2 separate regions of the Homo sapiens genome follow, and region 1 is linked to region 2. The links are chromatin contacts, found by Hi-C or POLR2A ChIA-PET in ENCODE. All regions are on one chromosome and are shown on one strand. The core of a region is the stretch at or near the end of the contact, and the rest is flanking DNA. Distances in the headings are between cores, read along the strand shown. Region 1 overlaps SPEN (spen family transcriptional repressor). Region 2 overlaps DNAJC16 (DnaJ heat shock protein family (Hsp40) member C16).

Region 1 (6,853 bases), core at 578-3,077, 350 kb after region 2:
TGTGAGCCACCATGCCCAGGCTGGGAGATAACATTTTGTAAGATATCAGCCTTTCTCATCTCCTCAAAATCTTTCATAGAATCGTAACTTCTGTAGAAATCTGCACATGCCTTCTTTCTTGGTTCAGCCACAGCAAACTTATAGAGAACCACAACCCCCAATTAATGCTCCAGCAATATGATATTACAGATTCTTGGCCAGAAAGTCACACATCTGAGGTTTCATCAAAGCACTGGAAGCCCTGGTAGTTAGTTATTGTCCTTGATAGGTATGACAGCCCCACCCCAATGTCCTTCCTTGCTGATGGAGAAATGGATGACCTCATTTTCAATTATTTTGATTTGTCAAATTATTTTGGTTTTGTGGGAGTAGCATATACTCTAATTGCAGTTCTACTGCCTACCTAGATGGGTGGTATGGAATTCAGTAACCTATCTGGGCTCCAGCTTCTTTTGTCTTTAGACAGTTATCTGTTATTTATTTATTTATTTATTGATCTTTTAATTTTAAAGGTTAAAGAACAAAGATTTATTAATCTTCTCAGATATCATATTTTATTTTATTTATTTATTTTTAAGACGGAGTTTCACTTTTGTCACCTGCGCAATGGCGCGATCTTGGCTTACCGCAACCTCTGCCTCCCGGGTTCAAGCGATTCTCTTGCCTCAGCCTTCAGAATAACTAGGATTACAGGCATGTGCCGCCATGCCTGGCTAATTTTTGTATTTTTAGTAGAGACAGGTTTTCACCGTGTTGGCCAGGCTGGTGTCGAACTCCTGACCTCAAGTGATCCGCCCGCCTCCACCTCCCAAAGTGCTAGGATTACAGGCGTGAGCCACGGTGCGCAGCCAGATATCATATTTTAAATGGCCTGGCCCCTAATAACGATTTTAGATATTGCAGAAGGGAATTATTTCTTAGGATTTCATTAAATAGCCTGCCTTTTCTTTATTATCGTTAAGTTTCTCTTAATGCTGTTAGTATGGATTTTAAATTTTGAATTTTGAATTGCAATGCTGTTGCTCCTCTGCAGAGAGCTTCACATGAGAAGGATTTCATGGTTTGTGACAATAAATGCTATATGTTTTATAGCAAACTAGTAACTTACCATTGTATTAAGGTGTACAGTTTTTTTAACTAAGTAAATGATGATTGAGAACATGACTTTTTTGAGAAATAAATACCCTATATGGACTTGGTTCATTCTAATTTATTTTCTTGGGCATATTGCTAAGTTGTATTCATTGGTTTTTTCAGGATATTGACATTAAGAAAGTAAATGGAGTTCCTCAGTATGCGTTTCTGCAATACTGTGATATTGCTAGCGTTTGTAAAGCTATTAAGAAGATGGATGGGGAATATCTTGGAAATAATCGCCTCAAGGTAAATGAATTTGCATAAATTATTGTGCTGTTATGATTTGCTTTGTTTTTTAAGACTTGAAGGGTTTTTTTTTTGCATATGCCTTATTATTTAAGATCCTACTAAGACAGATAACCATAAAAGTGATATACTTCTTTGCATTCCTATCCTATTATATACTGTAATCTGATTAATATTCGATTAGCCAGGCAGGATTTTTTTTGTATATTCCTATTTAATTTTAACCAGATGTTTCCCACTTGAGATGTTGATTTGATAAGATTACTATAGAAAACCAGTTTTCTGAGAATTCTGTTGTAGTTGAATAGTAATTGTGAACTTTACTAATAGAAATTTTGCCTTTTATATTCAGCTGGGTTTTGGAAAGAGCATGCCTACAAACTGCGTGTGGCTAGATGGGCTTTCTTCGAATGTGTCAGATCAGTATTTAACACGACATTTCTGCCGATATGGGCCTGTGGTAAAGGTAGGCGGGAGGTTTTGGTATGTGGTTCAGACTTCTGACTCACTCGTCTTGGTATTCTCTCCTTTCAGTCTCAGTTGGCTAGCATTGCCTATTTCTTTAATAACGAGCACATTAAAATTATGTTTGCTAAGATTTGGTCAATAAGGGCATTTGCATCTGTTGCCTTAAGTTATGAGTATTTTGAAGAAACTATTTTGAACTAGCCAAGGTGATTAATTTTGAAACTATTCTCATAGTATAAATAGAATGAAATAGAAATGTTGCTTAGGGATTTTTATAATTTTATCTTACATTAAAATTAGATAGTCTGACTATATAGTTATTCACATTTACACTAAATATGTAATTAGACTTTTTTAAATGAGGGGAAGTTCACACAACAGAATATTCATCTAACCAATGATTTTTATGTAATACATCCATAAGCAACAGGAAAAGGGTCTCCAGACCCAATTCAGTGTGTGAAGGTAAAGCTTTGGTTCCTTAAAACTATGTTTACTCTGTGGTAGGTATATTGTATACCCTTGACAATGCTTTTTTTTTTTTAAATTTATTTATTTATTTTTAATTGAGACAGAGTCTCACTCTGTCACCCAGGCTGGAGTGCAGCGGCGGGATCTCAGCTCACTGCAACCTCCGCCTCCCAGGTTCAAGCGATTCTCTAGCCTCAGCCTCTTGAATAGCTGGGATTACAGGTGTGTGCCACCACGCCTGGCTAGTTTTGTATTTTTAGTACAGATGGGGTTTTGCCATGTTGGCCAGGCTGGTCTCAAACTCCTGACCTCAAGTGATCCACCTGCCTCGGCCTCCTAAAGTGCTGAGATTACAGGCACTGCGCCTGGCAGACAATACTTTAAATGTAGCTTTTGTTGTTTAGAGAAATACACATCTTAAAGATTGCCTGTATAAAAAAATCCACAGCCTTAAGACAGTTATGCTACTTGTAGCCAAAGTTCACAGAAATTCTTTGTTGTTCTTAATTTTTCCTTCCTTTCAAGGGTGTTTTTTGCTGTTGTTGGTTTTGCTTTTTTGTTTTGAGCCAAAACAAGACGAATACTTTACTGAAATACAATATAGTGGTCAGTAAACATGGAAAACAAAGTAAAATACAGAAGAACAAAATAAAGGCATAATATCTCAAGCCATAATGTCTATGATTCTAAACAGTCCCTGCACATTTTCATTTTATTGTGTTCACTACAGTGTGCATCACACTTTTTTTTTTAATAGAATAAAATATATAAAAATATATTTTTTCTCATCCGTGTCCTTGTGGCTTAGGATTTTGTTGGGACTGACACTAAGTCCAGTGGATGAGGCTCTTACTTGTTTTTTGTTTGTTTGTTTTACAGGTGGTGTTTGACCGCTTAAAAGGCATGGCCCTGGTTCTCTACAATGAAATTGAATATGCACAAGCAGCTGTAAAAGAGACCAAAGGGAGGAAAATCGGTGGGAATAAAATTAAGGTGTGCAGAATGACTTTAAACAGAAGCAAAACAAAGTCCTATTCAAATCTCACCCTCTTGGGCTGGGCGTGGTGGCTCACGCCTGTAATCCCAGCACTTTGGGAGGCCAAGGCAGGTGGATCACCTGAGGTCAGGAGTTCGAGACCAGCCTGATGAACATGGTGAAACCACGTCTCTACTAAAAATACAAGAAAAATTAGCCGGGCTTGGTGGCGCGTGCCTGTTAATCCCAGCTACTTGGGAGGCTGAGGCAGGAGAATTGCTTGAACCCAGGAGGCGGAGGTTGCAGTGTGCTGAGATCATGCCGTTGCACTCCAGCCTGGGTGACAGAGTAAGACTCCATCTCCAAAAAAAAGAAATCACCCCGTTAATAACTAGCATTTTGTAGGCTGCCAGCCAGGGGAGTGGTTTACAAGACACGTATGCTGTATCATTAGTGTTTAAGGGGAATATTACAATTTTATGCTCAGCTACTTGTGGGCACAGCATCTTTAAACCATTAGCCACAGATCCTTCCCTAAAAATCTTCTCATTCAAAGAAGTGTGCTTCTCAGTGTTCGGGTGCTGATGCTCACACAGACACTCTCATCGCAGGCTTGACCACAGTTATGGGTATCTGACACCCAGGGCCTCATAGTATCAGTCCAGCATCCTGAATGATATGTCTTTCTTTCCTTTCCTACTCTCCTGAAGAGTGGGTAGCCACTTAAAGCATAACTTTATGTCCAGTGTATGTTTTTAAAAACTTGTATTCATGGTAGTTTGAAGGAATTTATGCACTTAACTATGAAATAACTATGATTGTTAGGTTGAAAAAAGTATTTTAAAAATAAGATGATAAGCTATTTGATAGCTGATGAGCATCATATGCTTTAGTAACTTTGAGGCCCAGCTGTGAATAAAGTTTAAAATGTTCATCCATATTTTGTTTTATATTCTAACTGTAGTTTTGGCAACAGAGATTGCTGGATTTAGTTGATCTGATTACTTAATTGCCATTTCAGTTTTCCATTTTGCTTTTTTCACTCCTTCACAATTGGGTTTGAAACTTTATAAATTTCATTCTTTTATCACGGTTTATACAGAATTTGAGAGATTTCAGGTTAATATAGTTTCAGTGATGAGGACTGTTTTACTTGAGATACATTGCTGTTTCCTGAAATTTTCTCAGAAGGGCTATGTTGTGAAGAATTTACAAATCTGATAACATTTTTCCATCATTAAAATTTGAAACTTGCATCAAACACCTCTTTTTTTTTTTAAAGGTGGATTTTGCAAATCGGGAAAGTCAGCTGGCTTTTTATCACTGCATGGAGAAATCTGGTCAAGACATCAGAGACTTTTATGAAATGTTAGCCGAAAGAAGGTATGTATTTTAAACTTACCAGTGTAGCTTGAGTTTTAATAGTTTTAATACAGAAACTTAAGATGGCATTAAATTTTATTTTTCACTCTTTACCCCTACTTTCATCTTCTAGAATAGAGAATGCTTCTCTTTTATCACTTCATATGGAAACACAGGTTTATTTTTTTGAATCTAGTTTCCAGGTAATTCCTATGGGTTTGGAGCAACCTGTCTGGATTTCTCACTGAATGCTCCTAGAACTTGAAAGAGTTACTGTTTTGCCAGGTGATAACTTTATGTACTTTTTTTTTTGAGACAGGGTCTCACTCTGTCACCCAGACTGGAGTGCAGTGGCATGATCATGGCTCACTGCAGTCTCTGCCTTATAGGCTCAAGTGATCCTCACACATCATCTTCTTGATTAGCTGGGACTACAGACACTTGCCACCACGCTGGAGTAATTTTTGTAAAGATGGGTTTTCTCCATGTTGTCTAGGCTGGTCTTGAACTCCTGGGCTCAAGCATTCTGCCCGCTTTGGCCTCCCAAAGCGCTGGGATTACAGGTGTGAGCCACCACACCTGGTCTGCTTTATGTACCATTAATCATAAATACAAATCATCTTGCTTACAGTTACTTCTTAAAGTAAATGTATTAATATATGTTAGAGTGCATTATAAACTTTTAAATGGCTACATATTTAGTAATGACAACAACCAGGTTGTATGTGCTCATACATTTAACTTAAAAAATAAATAAATAAATAAAAACTTCCAAAAGAATATCAAGAGCTTTATTTTAAAGTTGAATCTCTTAAATAGTCAAAGTGAATCAATAAGCCAAAGCATATGTAAACTGGCAACTTTGGCAATGTGCAGGGCAAACCTGATTTCCTCTTGTTAATACTTTCAGTCATGGTTATGTAGTATTTAATATTTTTTCTGCTGAACAGACCGAAATATAGTAAAACATCTTAAGATAATGCCACCAGATTCTTCAATAGCTGATTACTTTTGAAAATGGAAATTTGGTCCATATTATCAAGCTGTTTTTCCAGACATACCTCTGATTAAGTTTCCTGGAATGTTCCCACTAGGTCTCCACCCCTATATGTGTTAGACAAAAGGTTTGTGTGAAAAACGCCTTTAGACACTTGAGTTCAAAGTATGAAAAGGGCTCCATGGCAAGATGAGCCAAGTCAGGGTTGTGCTGCCACAAGCCCTGTTGAATGCATTCCCTTTCTACTGCCTCTTCTTGCCAATTCATTTTTGTTTAAATGATAGCAAGTATTAATATATATTAATTTCTTAGTGGAATATTGTACAACAGTCGTTGAATACTTTGTGCTTTTTTTTTTTTTTGAGATGAAGTCTTGCTCTGTGGTCTAGGCTAGAGTGCAGTGATGCGATATTGGCTTACTGCAACCTCTGCCTTGCTGGTTCAAGCGATTCTCCTGCCTCAGCCTCCCGAGTAGCTGGGACTACAGGCGCATGCCACCATGCCCGGCTAATTTTTGTATTTTTAGTAGAGACGGGGTTTCACCATATTGGTCAGGCTGGTCTTGAACTCCTGACCTCGTGATCCGCCCGCCTTGGCCTCTCAAAGTGCTGGGATTACAGGCGTGAGCCACCGCACCCGGCCTACCTGGTGTTTTTAAATGAAAAATGCTCCCTACGGCCAAATTCTCAAAAGCTCAAACTTGTCAGGTTTTGATGGTTTCTCACCAGATCAGAATCCAAATCACAAAGCTTCAAAGATCAATACTCCTTTAGCTAGAAAGTCAGGCTCGATAGACTGTTTTCTCAGTTGTGTGAGTGTAAGAGAGTGAAAGTGAGCGTAAAATTATGTGGCCACATGCAGGAGAATGTGTGTGTCTCATGTCAAGAGAGAAAAAAATTCTCTATCCTGGCTTCCCAAGTAGCAGTTTGAAGTCATTGTTAATACAGTAAATGCTTACAAGGAATTCTTATCTATATGTGAGTGGAAAGTGTCCCGGAGGCCTACTTGCACCTAAAACATACAAAATCCATTAAAATCCTCTGTGTACATTAAATATTTTAAAACAGCAGTTTTGTGTGAGGGTTGAATAATGTAATGTGGGTGTTACTTTTTGTATATTACTACTTAAAATCTATTTTTTTTTTGTTTTTTGAGACAGAGTTTCCCTTTCGTTGCCCAGGCTGGAGTGCAATGGT
Region 2 (7,342 bases), core at 4,061-6,560:
GGCACAGTGGCTCACGCCTGTAATCCCAAGACTTTTAGGAGGCCTAGGTGGGAGGATTGCTTGAGCCCAGGGTTTGAGACTAGCTTAGGCAACATGGCAAGACCCTGTCTCTACAAAAAACTTATAAAATTAGCTGGATGTGGTGGCAGGCACCTGTAGTCCCAGCTACTTGGGAGGCTGAGGTAGGAGGATCACTTGAGCCCAGGAGGTCGAGGCTGCAGTGAGCCATGATCATGTCGCTGCACTCAAGCCTGGAAAACAGAGCAAGAACCTATCTCAAAAAGAAAAAGAAAAGCAGCACAGAAAGGCTGTTTGTAGGTCAGGGATTACCAAGTCAGGCCATCCCCATCCTACCAATGTGTTAGACTCAAGAATAGTGAATAACATACCTAGTCTGGTTAGAACATAGCATTTTCTTTCAGCTGTTTCTTTTCAAAGTAACGGCTTTCCCCCTATCCTGACAGCATCTTAACTCCTCAATATTTCTCCACAGCAAGATTCCTAAAAAAGGCTTTGTGGAGGTAACTGAACTCACAGATGTAACATACACCAGTAACTTGGTACGTCTGAGGCCAGGCCACATGAATGTGGTCCTCATCCTGTCGAATTCTACCAAGACCAGCCTACTACAGAAATTTGCTTTGGAGGTCTACACATTTACTGGGTAAGCATGTGTGTGTGTGCATGTATGTATGTGTGTGAGAGAGAGAGAGGCAGGCACACTGAAATTGCACGCTTTTCTCTTTGGTCTTGTGGGGCTTCATCCATACAGCAAGATGCTGGCTGTGACCTTTCCAATCCAGACATCTGAGCCATTGCGACAGGGACCTCTTTTCCCACTTCACTTCGTGTTTTGTTGGTTCTGAACAGAAAAGCTTGAACTCAGTGTTATTCCCTGAGCCCTTTCAGTTACTGTTCTCTAGCCCTTGTGTATTTTCCAGAAGAGCAATGTTAAGTTCCACCGAGCAAGCGATGGGGGAATGGGTGATTGAAGTGTCGCAGCTGCTGGAGAGGCACTGGCTCCCACAGAAGGCCTTCTTTTTCTCTGTGTTCAGGCCCCATCCAACACAAAGCGTTTTCCTATTATTTTAAGTCTCACTGGGGTATTTATTTTCTCAGCAATTAAATGTGTCAGGAAATGCCCTGAGTCCTCAATTCTCTTCTTCCTACAGGAGCAGCTGCCTACACTTCTCCTTCCTGAGTCTAGATAAACACAGAGAATGGCTAGAATACTTACTAGAATTTGCTCAAGATGCAGCTCCAATCCCAAACCAATATGATAAGCATTTCATGGAGCGTGACTACACTGGTTATGTACTGGCTCTGAATGGCCACAAGAAATACTTCTGCCTCTTCAAGCCCCAAAAGACAGTCGAAGAGGAGGAAGCCATAGGGTCGTGCAGTGATGTTGACTCTTCCCTCTACCTGGGTGAATCTCGAGGGAAACCTTCCTGTGGCCTTGGATCCAGGCCCATCAAAGGAAAGTTGAGCAAGCTCTCTTTATGGATGGAACGCCTGCTGGAGGGCTCCTTACAGAGGTTTTATATCCCATCATGGCCTGAACTAGACTGAGAGGATTTTCCAAAGAGATTTGAACTCTTCAGACTTTTTAACATGCCCCTGTGAACAGGTATTTTCAGGACTCAAACTACCACAATGAACAGAGTATAGATTTTAGATTGCTCTTCTAGAACCATGGCTAGAAGAATCTTTCCTTTGTCCTGTTCTAACCTAGGAATGAAAAACACCACCAGTTTGAATCGCCTAGATGAAAATCTTTTCCTCTGGGTGTTATTTTTCCCCACTGAATGCCACACCATTGAAAATAGACTGCTCATCCCCTCTTCCTTTCTTGTCCTTGTCCCATGCTCACCCCACCCTCCTGTCCTGTGTCTTGGAGAAGCACAGGGCTCCACCCTGCAAGCGGCATCTGGCGGACCCTCATGAGCCTGTCGTGCAGGCCAGGTCATTGGCCCCTTCCCCAATCCCGGCCCTGCTGTGCTGCTGCCATGGCGCATGCTCCTAACTCTGAACAACCCACGGCAGCTTCTAGCCCCGCATCTGGAAAAAGGCCCCTTTCCAAGCAATCTCACGTTTACTGGTTGTTCTGGGAGTAAGTGGCTAAATGTATATTTTGGGGGTATCCCCCAACAACAGTTTGTTGGCCACAGGTTGAAAAGGAAAGGAATAAACGGGAGTTCTGCATGTGAGTTCTCAAGAAAAGGAAAGGGAGGCTGAGCAGTGGCTGAAGCGATGCAGCCTTGAGACACGCTGTGAGCATCCCATCCGCCGCCCCAGCGCTGCTGGTAGCCAGGGGAGGGGTCTGCACAGCGAGAAGTACTGTGATGACTTTGAGCCGTTGACATGTATGTCTTCAGATGCCTTTCTGCCTCTGTCGATTTTAGGGTATGGATATTAGGAGCCATAACTTGTAATCTTGTTCTCTGAACGTAGAGATAAGCTGCTATAAAGCCAGTAGATGTTAAACTGAAGAGAAATTATTCCCACCTGCTATGAGTCAGGCTTAAGGAATCTCTTCAATAGTGTCTCTTTAGTAAAATACCAAACATGTCTTTGTATCAAGGAACTTAAAATTTCTCAACAATTGTATTTTGAACACTGTTACCCTAAAAGTGCTGTCTCTTCAAGTCATCTTTTGCAGGAAGTGAGCCAAGATTTGTTCTAGACTCCCATTTTGCAAAAGGCTTACTTTCCACTTCTGGGCTGTATTTTGATGTCTCATCTTCATTGTTTTCACTCTTAACTTAGAGCTGCTTCACCAGTATTGGGGTCAGACTGGCCATCAGCACCTGAGCGTGCTGAGCTCCAGGTATAGTGGACCCCAGGGTGCCTCATACCAGCCAGTTAGAGAGCATACCTTTTATTTTTCAGGGCAGAATGACCAGTGGTTCTGAGTTTGAGTTTGGACAGCTTCAAAGAGTGGTCCGTTCAAATGTCAAAGCAAGGTGCCTTTGGTGGCTTTGTGAAGGGTGAAAATCAGTGATGGGACATTTACTAAGTATTTCTTTTTTTTTTTTTTTTTTTAGTTGTTGAGACAGAGTTTCACTCTTGTTGCCCAGGCTGGAGTGAAATGGTGCGATCTCGGTTCACCGCAACCTCCACATCCCAGGTTCAAGTGATTCTCCTGCCTCAGCCTCCTGAGTAGCTAGGATTACAGGCATGTGCCACCATGTAATTAGCCCGGCTAATTTTGTATTTTTAGTAGAGACGGGATTTCTCCATGTTGATCAGGCTGGTCATGAACTCCTGACCTCAGGTGATCTGCCTGCCTCAGCCTCCCAAAGTGCTGCTGGGATTACAGGCGTGAGCCACCACTCCCGGCTAAGTTAGTATTTCTTTAATCTTAATGCTTTAAACTAAGCCACTTGGATCCTGAATAATTTAAATCTTGAGCTACATTGGTAAGTAATAAATTATTTAAGGCCAGGAATTCCTGTAGTTTTCATGGAGTCTGTAGCTTTATTAAAAAATAAATCACTGCCAGGCTTCATTCTTCCATATGATCCTCTAAAAATGGACACTTCCTCTGAATGCTGTATCTCATGGCACCTGGTCCAACTAGAAATGGTCAAGGAATTCATTTGGCTCCTTGATACATCAGTCCTCAATATTACTTTCTAGGTATTTTATGGCCAGATTGCTTATATGAGTGGTCTTTTGGTTTGGTAGTAGGTTTTTATTTTTAATTTCTGTACTAATGAAATTCCTGACTTTAATTTCTGAAAACCAAAAACTCTCCAAGTGTATTTATTTATATTTTTTTTAATAGAGACGAGGTCTTGCTATGTTGCCCAGGCTGGTCCCAAACTCCTGGCCTCAAGCAGTCCTTCCACCTTGGCCTCCCAAAGTGCTGGGATTATCAATATGAGCCACCATGCCAGATTTGTTCATTTTTAAACATTTTTATCTCTTCAAGTCATCTTTTGATCTTTTAAAAAGCACCTTCAAACAGCTGCACCTTCCATTTGCACTAGGAAATGAAGGTAGTGATGGGATTGGCAATGTTCCTGGCAGATGTTTCAGCCCAAAAGCTCTTCTACAGACCGGTTTAGAGCTGGTGCCCTATGAGAATATTAGGGAGCTTTTATTTTAAATTGAACTTTACCCTTGTCCATGCAAGGCATTCCTCCTGAATGCATCCATGAATTTGTTTACTTTTGCGTCAAACATATGAGCCATTGTCATGCTCAGCCTGTGCCACCATTGCTCTGTCTGATGTATGTAATCATACAAGACCTGATTTTGGTTCTAACACAGTGGTCTTTGACTATCAACATTGATGTTTTTAGAGATGGGTTCTTCTGGTTGATACAGACTATGCATTGCGTTTAGCAGATGGGGTAAAACTGGCCTAAAACAAGTCTTTGCAGAATACATGCCAATTTCCAAAAAAAAAAAAAAATTTGTTGCTCAGGTGTTGCACAATTTTTATCTAACACTGAGGCTATCAGCTCCAACTAAACAACATTTCAGTGGGTGAGGCTGCCCTAACTTCCATTAGGGGCCATGGTCTCACTGCCATCACTTATTAGCCATGAGAATTTGGTTGTAGTTTTCAGGTAGGTTGGTTTCTTCCTCATTTGCAGCTTGTTGATACTTGTTCCTTTTTATTTATTAACATCCCAATCAATTTGCAGCTGCCATCATTACATAAATATTTTTCTGTTATAAAAAGAAGTGTGATCTGTTTTTTTAGTGATTTCCTTTGTTTGGGAATAGAGATTGGAAGCACATACTCAGACCTGTTTTGTTAACTAGAATTCTTTAAAAGCTGATGCCAAACATCTTTACAGAGGAACTGTAGTTCACATCCACCTGTCTGACATTGTCCCCTAAAAACAAGTGCAGTGTGGCAGCTGCTGAATCTGTCTGTTCAGTTTGTCAAGGAGGATAATTATGCTTGGGAGAGATCTGAAAAGAAGGTGAATATTTTGCACTTTTGATACTCTTAGGAACAAATAACTTATTTGGCAAATTGTTTCTTTTTTATGTTTTGGGTGTTGTTTTTGTTTTTTGACTTTTTTTGTATTGTGAACAGGCACTGAAGCTGATGTTATTTTAAGATTACAGAATGGAAAAAGAAATAAACTATTTTAATGTCTGATAATTATGGGGTAGCCCTTGCATTGCAAGATGATGATTTGATTATGGACACATTATCAACAGAATTGAATTTGCATGGAACTCAAGACACGCTTAAGATCACCACAGCATAACTGCAGATTTCAGGAATTACAGTCATAGAGGGTACATCAACTTGAAGAGTAGATTGAGTCTTACAGGAAGTGAGTTACAATAAGTAACATTAAGAGCCCAGCTGCCAGCCTGGCCAACATGGTGAAACCCCGTCTCTACTAAAAATACAAAAATTAGCCGGGCGTGGTGACGCATGACTGTAATTCTAGCTACTCAGGAGGCTGAGGCAGCAGAATTGCTTGAACCCAGGAGGCGGAGATTGCAGTGAGCTAAGATCGGGCCACTGCACTCCAGCCTGGGGGACAGAGCGAGACTCCATCTCAGAAAAAAAAAAAAAAAAAAAAGCCCAGCTGACATTTTCCAGTTTTGTTTTGTTTTCTGGGGTTTTTTTGTTTTGTTTTGTTTTGTTTTGTTTTTTAGTAGAGACGGGGTTTCACCATGTTGGCCAGGCTGGTCTTGAACTCCTGACCTCAGGTGATCCTCCCGCCTAGGCCTGGGATTACAGGCGTGAGCCACTGGGTCCGGCCTGCTTTTTTTTTTTTTTTTTTTTTTTTGGAGACGGAGTCTCACTCTGTCACCCAGGCTGGAGTGTAGTGGCATGACCTCAGCTCACTGCAACCTCCACCTCCCGGGTTCAAGCAATGCCCCTGCCTCAGCTTCCTGAGTAGCTGGGACTATAGGCACGCGCCACCACGCCCAGCTAACTTCTGTATTTTCAGTAGAGATGGGTTTTCACCATGTTGGCCAGGCTGGTCTCGAACTCCTGACCTCAAGTGATCTGCCCACCTCCGCCCCCCAAAGTGCTGGGATTACAGGCATGAGCCACCGTGTCCAGCCTTAGGTTTTCTAGTTTAGAAGACATTTTGTGTACCCTTCTAGGCCTCTGAGCAAGAAGTTTCTTCATTAGGCTCTCCGTGTTACTTTATACTTTTTACTTACGTTCACAGTGGTCCTAAAACCAAGATGCAGCCCTAAGCACCTCATAGGAGAAGCTGTATTTTTTTTTTTTTTTTTTGAGATGGAGTCTTGCTCTGGCACCCAGGCTGGAGTGCAGTGGTGCGATCTCAGCTCACTGCAGCGTCCGAGGAGGAGCTGTAGTTTAAAGGAAGATACTCAATACTCTAGGAAGCAGATCATCAAAATTTTAAAAAGCGGCTGGGTGCGGTGGCTCATGCCTGTAATCCCAGCACTTTAAGGAGGCTGAGGCGGGCGGATCACCTTAGGTCAGGAGTTCAAGACCAGCCTGGCCAATGTGGTGAAACCCTGTCTCTACTAAAAATACAAAAATTAGCCAGGCGTGGTGGCAGGCACCTGTAATCCCAGGTACTCAGGAGGCTGAGGCAGGAGAATCGATTGAACTCGGGAGGCGGAGGTTGCAATGAACCGAGATCATGCCATTGCACTCCAGCCTGGGTGACAAGCAAAACTCTATCTCAAAAAAAAAAATGTTTAAAAGGAAGATATAGAAATATGGAATGCTTATACAGTATTATTTCATAGTTTTTTTAAATGTCATGTTTCTAATGTTTAGATAATCTTGAAAGAAATTCTCCTCACTTCCCCTTTATCCTCCATCTTTCATCAAAGGAAAAAAAATCAAAGCAGTACAAGTACTCCTTTTTTTTTCCCCCAATTAATCCAAGTTCCTTAGAAATGTTGCTGTTTGGGTGAGAATTCTACTGATTATCCCGACTTCACAGCCAGCAATGACACTTTCAGCAGAAAGTTTTCTTGGCATAAACTCTTTAGTTCTCAGACTGCTTACTCATAAGTTCTTCTTGAGAACTTGTCAGCGACGCAATCTGTTTTGTCTTGAAGAGCACAAGACTCAGACGGTTGTCACTTTGGGGAGAGCACATAGCATCTCAAACAGCAGGTTAGCCGCCAGCAGGGCTGTGTTCCCTAAGAAAAAGTAAAACCTCACATGAATACCCTGCAGACGACCCGCTGAGCCAAGCCTTGGGACTCCTCAGCTTTCTCTTCCCCTTGTGCCTCCTTTTCCAGAGCCCTGTCTTGTGCACCCCTCTAGGGTGCCCGCCAGCTGTGAACACGCTTGCCCAGGCTCTCTGCCTCCATCAAGCATCATTTGGGAATCATATTTTAAAATTCAGAAAGTTCTTTGTTT

The links. A loop is a pair of places that touch in the nucleus more often than their neighbours do. ChIA-PET counts read pairs that join two places held with the same protein, here RNA polymerase II (POLR2A). Pooled maps may share reads with other maps.
Region 1: a pooled map shows a loop between it and region 2 (2.7-fold over the local background). The contact joins two enhancer-like sites. A Hi-C loop is called at or near these places in 2 of 50 pooled maps. POLR2A ChIA-PET finds 5 or more read pairs at or near these places in 2 of 52 experiments (GM12878 and activated T-cell).

Annotation. Positions count from the first base shown.
Region 1 is chr1:15,917,669-15,924,521 of GRCh38, forward strand. It overlaps SPEN (spen family transcriptional repressor), which reads left to right. Exons shown (of 15, transcript NM_015001.3): 7 at 1,258-1,383; 8 at 1,736-1,849; 9 at 3,202-3,315; 10 at 4,581-4,681. Among named protein-coding and RNA genes, the nearest start is that of ZBTB17, 55 kb to the right of the region's middle. Within about 2 kb of position 1,828, at least 5 of the 41 ENCODE cell types and tissues checked have a DNase peak (open chromatin) inside an H3K27ac peak, as active enhancers do.
Region 2 is chr1:15,566,606-15,573,947 of GRCh38, forward strand. It overlaps DNAJC16 (DnaJ heat shock protein family (Hsp40) member C16), which reads left to right. Exons shown (of 15, transcript NM_015291.4): 14 at 494-664; 15 at 1,173-5,128. The coding sequence ends at 1,572. It overlaps AGMAT (agmatinase (putative)), which reads right to left. Exons shown (of 7, transcript NM_024758.5): 7 at 5,094-7,119. The coding sequence ends at 7,046. Among named protein-coding and RNA genes, the nearest start is that of AGMAT, 15 kb to the right of the region's middle. Within about 2 kb of position 5,311, at least 6 of the 41 ENCODE cell types and tissues checked have a DNase peak (open chromatin) inside an H3K27ac peak, as active enhancers do.